Regions from separate parts of the Homo sapiens genome. Here regions 1 and 3 are each linked to region 2. Evidence: chromatin contacts called from ENCODE Hi-C or POLR2A ChIA-PET data. All regions are on one chromosome and are shown on one strand. Each heading gives the region's core, a stretch centred on a gene start or an enhancer-like site at or near the end of the contact. The rest is flanking DNA. Distances are from core to core; before and after follow the strand shown.

The links. A loop is a pair of places that touch in the nucleus more often than their neighbours do. ChIA-PET counts read pairs that join two places held with the same protein, here RNA polymerase II (POLR2A). Pooled maps may share reads with other maps.
Region 1: a loop to region 2 is called in a pooled map, with 2.8 times the contacts of the local background. The contact joins the enhancer-like site here to the promoter of HARS2 in region 2. A Hi-C loop is called at or near these places in 1 of 37 single-sample maps with no recorded cell type and 3 of 50 pooled maps. POLR2A ChIA-PET finds 5 or more read pairs at or near these places in 1 of 52 experiments (A673).
Region 3: a pooled map shows a loop between it and region 2 (2.8-fold over the local background). The contact joins the promoter of FCHSD1 here to the promoter of HARS2 in region 2. A Hi-C loop is called at or near these places in 4 of 50 pooled maps. POLR2A ChIA-PET finds 5 or more read pairs at or near these places in 3 of 52 experiments (Caco-2, MCF 10A and activated T-cell).

What each region holds. Positions count from the first base shown.
Region 1 is chr5:141,512,215-141,515,288 of GRCh38, forward strand. PCDHGA1 (protocadherin gamma subfamily A, 1) reads left to right here. Exons shown (of 4, transcript NM_018912.3): 4 at 1-761. It overlaps PCDHGA2 (protocadherin gamma subfamily A, 2), which reads left to right. Exons shown (of 4, transcript NM_018915.4): 4 at 1-761. PCDHGA3 (protocadherin gamma subfamily A, 3) reads left to right here. Exons shown (of 4, transcript NM_018916.4): 4 at 1-761. It overlaps PCDHGB1 (protocadherin gamma subfamily B, 1), which reads left to right. Exons shown (of 4, transcript NM_018922.3): 4 at 1-761. It also overlaps PCDHGA4, PCDHGB2, PCDHGA5, PCDHGB3, PCDHGA6 and PCDHGA7, and 14 more genes. Among named protein-coding and RNA genes, the nearest start is that of PCDHGC5, 25 kb to the left of the region's middle. RefSeq lists enhancers at 1,320-1,945, 1,491-1,610, 1,946-2,571, 2,351-2,600, 2,572-3,074. Within about 2 kb of position 1,782, at least 33 of the 41 ENCODE cell types and tissues checked have a DNase peak (open chromatin) inside an H3K27ac peak, as active enhancers do; they include A673, where a contact is called at or near this core.
Region 2 is chr5:140,690,033-140,692,978 of GRCh38, forward strand. It overlaps HARS2 (histidyl-tRNA synthetase 2, mitochondrial), which reads left to right and starts at 1,423. Exons shown (of 13, transcript NM_012208.4): 1 at 1,423-1,724. The coding sequence starts at 1,617. HARS1 (histidyl-tRNA synthetase 1) reads right to left here and starts at 1,338. Exons shown (of 13, transcript NM_002109.6): 1 at 1,183-1,338; 2 at 823-912. The coding sequence starts at 1,272. RefSeq lists enhancers at 1,045-1,274, 1,435-1,524, 1,605-1,674 and promoters at 1,273-1,723, 1,273-1,394, 1,366-1,392, 1,457-1,773.
Region 3 is chr5:141,650,102-141,652,877 of GRCh38, forward strand. It overlaps FCHSD1 (FCH and double SH3 domains 1), which reads right to left and starts at 1,317. Exons shown (of 20, transcript NM_033449.3): 1 at 1,247-1,317; 2 at 919-1,016; 3 at 258-303. The coding sequence starts at 1,267.

The DNA of each region.
Region 1 (3,074 bases), core at 532-3,031, 820 kb after region 2:
ACCAGGTCCCCTTGAGAGGTCAGAGGGGCCTCTGTGGGTGCTGGGTACTCCAGAGGTGCCACTGGTGGAAGGGTCAGCGGAGCCCCAGCAGGAAGGGTGGGCCAGCCAGGCCATTCTTAGTCCCTGGGTTGGGGAGGCAGGGAGCTAGGGCAGGGACCAAATGAACAGAAAGTCTCAGCCCAGGATGGGGCTTCTTCAACAGGGCCCCTGCCCTCCTGAAGCCTCAGTCCTTCACCTTGCCAGGTGCCGTTTCTCTTCCGTGAAGGCCACTGCCCAGGTCCCCAGTGCGCCCCCTAGTGGCCATAGCCTGGTTAAAGTTCCCCAGTGCCTCCTTGTGCATAGACCTTCTTCTCCCACCCCCTTCTGCCCCTGGGTCCCCGGCCATCCAGCGGGGCTGCCAGAGAACCCCAGACCTGCCCTTACAGTAGTGTAGCGCCCCCTCCCTCTTTCGGCTGGTGTAGAATAGCCAGTAGTGTAGTGCGGTGTGCTTTTACGTGATGGCGGGTGGGCAGCGGGCGGCGGGCTCCGCGCAGCCGTCTGTCCTTGATCTGCCCGCGGCGGCCCGTGTTGTGTTTTGTGCTGTGTCCACGCGCTAAGGCGACCCCCTCCCCCGTACTGACTTCTCCTATAAGCGCTTCTCTTCGCATAGTCACGTAGCTCCCACCCCACCCTCTTCCTGTGTCTCACGCAAGTTTTATACTCTAATATTTATATGGCTTTTTTTCTTCGACAAAAAAATAATAAAACGTTTCTTCTGAAAAGCTGAACGTTTCTGTATAAGCGATGGAAGCTCCTGGCATGTGTGCATGAAGTGATGAGCTGAGGTGGGTGCTGGAAGAAGGGCGGAATCGGGAGGCCACTTTGTGTCATTGCGCGTCTAGATGTTTCCGAATTGCGTGTGTGTGTGTGACTGTGCAATATGGTTGTGTATGCTTGCAATGCCGTTGTGCCTATGAGACAGTGTGCGATTGTGTGCCTATGGATCTGTGTACCGTGTGCCATTGTGTGATCGGTCCGCTGTGGGGGTGGGGATCTGAGTGCGGCGTGTCAGTGTGCAGTGGAGTGTGCAGTCTAAGCTTGCGGCTGTCTCCAGGCAGAAGAGGAGACCCCGGCGCGGGCGGGGGCGGGTTGGCGCCGGGCAAACGCCTTGGGTAGAGGGGAGAGGACGTTTCGTTAGTTCCCGCCCCTTCCTGACTAAAATTGCCTACCCGAAGCGCCCCGGAGGGCTTCACGGGAGGAGGGTAGACTCTCCTTTGCCCCCGCACCCCCACCCCCGCTGCCTAGGGGTTTTGGGAAAGCCGCGGGAGTGGGAGGGAATGCGGGAGGTGATTCTTCCAAAGCCAAGTCTGCAGCTCGAGCCTCAGTTTCCCCATCTGGAATTCGCCTTCCCGCTGACATCTCCGTAGCGAAGCCTAAGAAATTGGAGGGCTCATCCTCTTCTTGCGGGGGTCAAGGGGACTGAAAGGACGTGCAGGAAATGAGATCCATCGCAGACTCAGCTCCCCTCCCTCCTTCCTGTCGGTGCTTTTCCACTCACTCGCCTGCTCTCCCATCTCCCCGCCCCCTCCGCCTGCCTCCTCGAAGCACTGTGGGATTCCGAGGTTGCTGCAGCCAGAGAAGCTGCAGAAAAACACGGAGCTGGGGGTGAAGGGGGACTTAAAAGGGGAACTACCCGGAAGGACCCAAGAACACAAAGACAGAGCCACTGCGGTTATCTGGCTGGTCAGCAAGGGTATGCGGCTTCCTCCGCGCTGCGGAGGCTCCCAGAGCCAGGTCACCCATTCTGCCAGCTCAAGTCTGTTGTCATGGGAACCAAACCTTCCAACTTAAGAATCTGGGGGCGACTTTCTAGCGTGGGAGGAAGGGTGGTGTGCACGGTTGCTGAGATGGAAGCAGGGTTTTGTTACTCAGAGCCAGGCTGCGGAGGGGCGGGGTGCCGGGCGCCTGGGTTCTATTCCAGGCACAGCAGCAGACTGGCAGAGCGCGTGAGCAGCTGTGGTTTGTCCCCTAATTGGTATGTGTGCCTATAAAGCTCTGAACCAGAAAGGCGTGGCCTCCGGGGGGACGGGAGGGAGGCGGCAGGCAACCCATCCCCACACCTCAGGCCATACTGAGGAGGCAGCTGCCCAGGCTCCAGGGCTATTTAAAAGGCTTTTATTTCCAGTTCCAGAGCCCGCCCGAATGGGTTTGTGGTCCTCTCCAGGCCTCTCCCTGTCTATCCTGGGCCTGCTCATTGCTGGTCTGGCTTTTTTGTGCAGGTCATAACGTGCTCAGACAAGTATGGCTCCAAGTGGCAAGTCATCTGGAGCATGACCTCAGGCTCCCAACCTCTGCTGGGCAGGCTCAGGTTTCCACCCCAGGGTAAACCCCTCTACTCTGGAATGTGGTCTGTGGCCACCAACAGAGCAGAGGGGATGAGAAAATGGGAGCCAGATGCTTCCCTCAGCAAGAGACACAGGTACTGCCAGGAAACCTTGCGTGACATCTGGGAACATGAAAGGTTCCAAGTGAGTTCCAAAAAAGGGCTCCAAACCAAGTAGCAGCAATGTGGAAGAGTCAGGGAGCTGAACCAGGCGCCCACTCCTTTACTGTGGCCAAACGGCCCTGAGGTGAGCTCTGGTGGGGCAGCAGCCACCATGTATTAATCATCTCTAGCCCTGTGCCCAAGTAAAGTGTCTGGCACCTTTAGCTTTTTCACAGTGATTTGTCAGGTCAACCAGGGATTTGAGGCAGGAAAGACTAGAGGAGCCTGGACTAGAGTGAAAAGAAAACAGCTCAGAAATTCACACAGGAAGCTGTAAGGCAGTACTGTTTCAATGCTTTATTAACAGTTGGAAACAAAACCAACAAACTGGAGGTGATGACATCCCAGAAGCCTATGAGGCAAGGGAAATAGGTTTGCATTTTGTCCCTCACACCTCTCTCTCTCTCTCTTTTTTTTTATTAAATGCATCTTAGCAAAAGTAGATTAAAAAAGAAAGGGTCAAAGCCCCAGATGTCAGCGAGCAGGGAGGAGGTGACCCAGGGGAGCAACAGACGCCCTGCATCAGAGTCCTCCCAGGAATAGTCCAAAG
Region 2 (2,946 bases), core at 173-2,672:
ATTCATTAGATCAGTTAGTATATCACTTCCTCAGTTAGCCTTTCTCAGACTCCCCAGTTCTCCCTTATTTTTCTCAGAGCAACCTTAATTTCTTTATATCATTTTTCACAATATGTAATTACATAACCACATGTGGTGGCCGGGTGCGGTGGCACACGTCTGTAATCCCAGCACTTTGGGAGACTGAGGCGGGCAGATCACTTGAGGTCAGAAGTTCAAGACCATCCTGGCCAATATGGTGAAACCCCGTCTCTACTAAAAATACAAAAATTAGCTGGGCATGGTGGTGGGCACCTGTAGTCCCAGCTACTCAGGAGGCTGAAGCAGGAGAATCGCTTGAACCCAGGAGGCAGCGGCTGCAGTGAGCCAAGATGTGCCACTGCACTCCAGCCTGTGCAACAGAGGATACTCTGTTTAAAAAAAAAACAAAAAAATCTGTGTGGGATTATTTGTTCTAAGTCTCTCTCCTTCAGTAGAATGTAAGCTCCATGAGGGTAGGCTATATTGTCCACCATGGTATATATTCAGTGCTTTGTATAGTGCTAGAGACATAGCGCTAAATACACATTTATTGAATGAACGAAGGAGTAGCAGCAGCAGGCTGACTCCCCTGATCACCCAGCTGGCCTAGTTTCTGCCATCACTTTGCCATCCCAGAATGACTCAGGTAGAGTCCAGTCCAGCCCAGCGCCCAGAGCGACTGTCCTCTCCTCTGCAGCATTTCAGATCCTCCTCAATGACCTGGTTTAGGGAGGCAGACATAAGCGCCCCGTGAGTAGAGTTAGAGACTTTCTCAGTGGCTCCCTACAGGAATGATATTACCTTGGGGGTTTTGAGCACAAATTTCTGTTTGCTTTCATCAGGACCCAGCTGTGCCTTCAGTTTCAGGAGTTTCGCCACCTCCTCCTCGATCTGTGGAGGGAAAGAAGGCGCTGAGCTATCCATCTGTCACTCTCCTCCCTCCCCCGCCATTCATTCAATATTCCTCCCTCATCACATCTCTCTGCTCAGGCCTAGCTTTGTTTCTCTCGGGACCCACCCCGGATGTCTCCCCACGCAGCCCACTCTCCTCCCTACAAGACTGGTCGCTTCCCTCACATCTCTACCCTATGTCCCGAACACCCTGGCTTTACGTCCTCCCAGGCTTTGCCTTGGCCCTCTCCCCTGCTGCCTAAATCTCACCAGCTCGGCGCTGGCCTTCTGCTGCTTGAGGCCTCGCACGCGCTCTCCCTGAAGTTTCACCAGCTCCTCCAGCGCCGCACGCTCTGCCATCCCGGCTGTCCACTTGAGCCGCCTGCTGTCTCGACCTGCGGTGGTTGCCCCAGCCTCAGCAAGGATGACTTCCGGCTATCGAGTCGCTGGGTCGCACGCCTAGAGAGCCTCCGCCGAGCACAAAAATTATTTCCGGCTCCTCCCGGAAGTGCCGAAGCTGGCTACTAAGGGAACTTGGGAGGATCCCACCTCAGCCTTCGTGACTAGTGAGGTGCGCAAACGCCCGAGTTTTCCCTGGTGCGCGGGTTCCGCCTTTGCAGTGCCCTCCACCCTTCCTGGTGTCTGACCCGCCTCCTTCCCAGGCCTTTTGTTCCTGTCCCGGAAAGCCGGCGTCCTGCCGCGCGATGCCCCTGCTCGGACTTCTTCCCAGGAGGGCCTGGGCTTCGCTGCTCAGCCAGCTCCTGCGACCGCCCTGCGCTTCGTGCACCGGGGCGGTCCGTTGCCAAAGCCAGGTGAGCGAGACAGAATTATCTCTGGTCTGTCCCAGCAGGGTCTCCAGATCTGAACGCATAGCCTCGCGGCCTGTATTCCAGTAGTGTTACAATCGGTTTTTATCGAGTGCCCACTATGTACTGACACTGAACTAAGCGATTTGGATGCCTGGTCATTTAATCCTTGGAGCAATCTTGAGAGGTTGGAGTTTTGATTTCCATTCTGCAGTTGAGGAAACGGAGGCTGCAAGATTAAATGAATGACTTATACACGGATATGTAGTAAGGGAGTATTTTAATTCATATCCACACTTTTTCCTGAAACTCTTGGACTCAAACAGTAACATTTTTAAGCGAAATATATGAATATTCCTAGTAAATGAGATGACTAAAGATCAGAAGTAGACTGAGTTCATCTTAGAATTTACCTCAAAATGAATCTCAGAAAAACATTTTCAGATGTCAGAGAGTTTTGGATTTTGGAATTGCAGATAAGGGATTGTGTACTTGAACTTGGACTTCTCTTAGGGCAGATAATCGCCATAGTATGGAACCACCACATCCTCTATTTTTGGAAGGGCATACAGCGTGCTGGTAATGTCACTGATTAAGTTTTGCCTTACTTCGGAAAGATTCTAATGCTCTCTTAGCAGATGCTTTGTGCTATCGTGAACAATAGGGCACAGATCTTTTATTGATATTCAATCACAGCATCTTATCAGTCTGAGTTTTTTAGCTCATTCAAGAAATCCATATCTTATCATTCCACAGGCTTGTTCTGTGTCCTTGAGCTGGTTCCCTTGTCTTCAAGTTACAGTTTTCCTCTCTCTAAACCTGATAACCAGTGCTACCTTATTAAAAATTATTATTTTTTTGTCCGGGCACAGTGGCTCATGCCTGTAATCCCATCACTTTGGGAGGCCAAGGGGGGTGGATCACCTGAGGTCAGGAGTTTGAGACCAGCCTGACCTGTATGGCGAAACCCCGTATCTACTAAAAATACAAAAATTAGCCGGGCGTGGTGGCATGTGCCTGTAATCCCAGCTACTCGGGAGGCAGAGACAGGAGAATCGCTTGAACCCGGGAGGCGGAGGTTGCAGGAGCTGAGATCGTGCCACTGCACTCCAGCCTGGGCGACAGAGTAAGACTCTATCTGAAAAAAAAAAAAAAATTATTTTTGCTCTTTCAGTAGGAACGGTGACCTGGAGAAGATCACCATAATCCCTACCCCTGAATGGTTGGT
Region 3 (2,776 bases), core at 67-2,566, 960 kb after region 2:
TAATCCTTACAACAACCCTACATGAAGGTAAGGTATTATTATTATTCCCATTTCACAGAGAAAGAAACTGAGGTCAAGAAAGGTTAAGTAACTTGTCCAAGGTCACATGGCTATAATTACACAGCAGGGATCTGACACCAGTCTGCTTGACTCTAGGCATCTGCTCTTGACCACAATAGGGATAGGTATGGACAGACATTACTGGTGATATAAGAGAGGCTGGAACAAGAGGTAAGGTCCAGAGAAAAGTCCCATACCTGCCCATACTCCCGTTCAATGGCTGCCCTCTGCTTGCTGTAGGATCTGCGGAGATTGCAGGTCGGGGGTGAGGTGGGGGATAAGGTTATGTTTGGTCCTGTTCTCCCATCCTCAGTCCTCTACTCTGGGCAGGAGGGAGCGGTTGGGGGGAGCCAGGTTCCTAGAGTGTAACTACACCCAGAGGGAATGGGACTGATGGGAGTCCTTGAGATCACCTCGGGCAGCTGCAACACAGGAAACCCTCACCTTACTGCCCCGGGCCCCAGCAGGATCCTCCCCACCCCAGAGGTTCATCTGTAGGCTTAGAGGTGAAGACTGATGGGGGCCTGGGTACGATGTCTGCCAGCCTTCCAACAGGTCTGGAAGAGGGAGAGGGATTCTGCCCTAAGGTTGATTGTGGGGTTGGGGGCAGTGGTGTGGAGTCAAGGGCTTTGAGGGAGGGTTCCTGTGTGTTTATGTGGGTGGGAGGGGGTTGGGAGGGGTTAGGTGGGGGAGCATTCCTATCCAGTATCTGGAGAGGCCAGGCCTAGGGTGAGGGCTGTGGATGGGTCGGCTGGGGAGCTCTTGGCCCCTGTTCCTCCACCCCAGCACATGTATATTGGGGAGAAGTGGCGCACAACGACGAAGGTGAGTGTAAATGAAGGGGGTTGGGGGAGCTACCTGATGTCCTCCAGCAGATCCGCCTCCCTCTGCTGCCAGGTCTGAAGGATGCTCAGCTGTTCCAGGAAGCGAAGCTTCACCTCCTGGGCCGGCTTCACCTGTGGGGGCAAAGAGAGGATGAAGACCCCAGCGCAAGGACCTAAAAAACACTCCGCGCAGGGAGCGGTGAGGGGGCGGGGCCGGGGGGGTGCTGAGCTCTTTCCTCTGTTACTTCTGGTTTGGGGTCTGACCCCTTCCGACTTCCCGTCTCCTACCACAAGTCGGATGCCCCCTTAGCTCCCTCCGTTCCCCCAGCCCGCCAGGAGTCCCCATTCAGGGCCAAGCTCACTTTTCGGGGCGGCGGCTGCATCTCCGCTCCAGCAAGGCGGTCAGCCACTGGACTCCGGAACTGGAGGAAGCCCCGCCCACTATGGAGCCCCGCCCCAGGCCAGGTCAGGCCCCGCCCTCTGCCCGCCCACGACTTGTCCGGCGACGTCGCAGGGCGCGGAAGCGAGAGGGGGCCACCGAGAAACTAAACCTGTTACTGCTGCGAATACGCCGGCAGGGTCCGGGTGGCGGGGCGGGCGGGGCGGACGCAGCGTCCGCTGGGCGGTGGGAAGAACCCCAGGCATCTGAGTCAAGACGCCTAAGTTCTATTTGTAGTGTAACCACTGATTCAGCCTGTAATTATTGATAATTATTCATTTGCATATGTAGATCCCCAGTCCCCGAGCTAATGATGAGGAATGGAGAGGAATTCAGTGTGTGACCAGGGAAACTGAGTCACTGGGCACCTGAGCAAAGATGCATCTGACGAAGAGAGGGCTGGTCCCAGACCTTTTCCTAATTCCCGCTTAACTGGAAAAGCCAGCGTGAGCGGGGTGAGAAAGATGCCTGGATCCAGGAAGGAACCAGGCCCAAAGGGAAAAAGACTTGGCCCCACTGAAAACTAAACGATACCAGTGAGTCGGCGAGAGCTGGGAGATGCGCAGGAAGCCCCTGCCACCTTTAGGATCTTCCAGCCCTAGCACTGCTTCCTGAGGAGCCTCTCCCCAATTCCTCATCCTCCTCACCTAAGCTTCTTTGGCTCAGGCACCTGTCCCAGTACCCCTGACATGTCTCAAAACTCCAGATTCACATTCCAACTCCCCACTGACACCTCTGCTAGTATATCTAATAGGAACCTCAACTTTTAAAGCTTTTAAACCTCCTTCAACCTGATCCTCCCCCCGTAACGTTTTAAATGGCACCGCATTTCCTCCAGTCAGTTAAGTCAGAAACCCAGAGTCAATGTGCCTTCTCCTACCCCTACATTCTATCCATCAGTAAGTCCTACAGGTTCTATTTCAAACAACAATAAACAAACAAAAACCTCTTGATCCACTTCCCTCAATTTCCAAGACCACCATCCTAGTCCAAGCCCCCATTATTAGACTTCTGGTCTAATATCTGATCTCCTTGCTTCCACACTGCCCTCACCCCAACCCACTGTTCACACAGCACTCAGAGTGATCAACCTTTTTTTTCTTTTTTAAAGGGAAATAAGATCTCATAATTTACTTGCTTAAAATGCACTTGCTTCAGAATAAAATCCAAATAGAATCCATGGCCTTCAAGGCTACGCATGGAAGACCCTGCTGGTCTTTCTTACTTCAGCCTGTACTCTCCTCCCACTGTCTGCTCACTGTGCTCCAGCCTCTTTGCTGTTCCCTCAGTAGACCAAGTCCCTTCCAATGCAGAGTTCTTCATGCCTGCTTTCTTTCTCCAGAATCTCCTCCTTCCAGCGTTCCATCTGTCGCCTCCAACAGCTTCTTTCCCTTACTTTGCAACTCTTCACAGATGCCTTCCCCATCCACCCATCCAAAGACCATCTCCACAA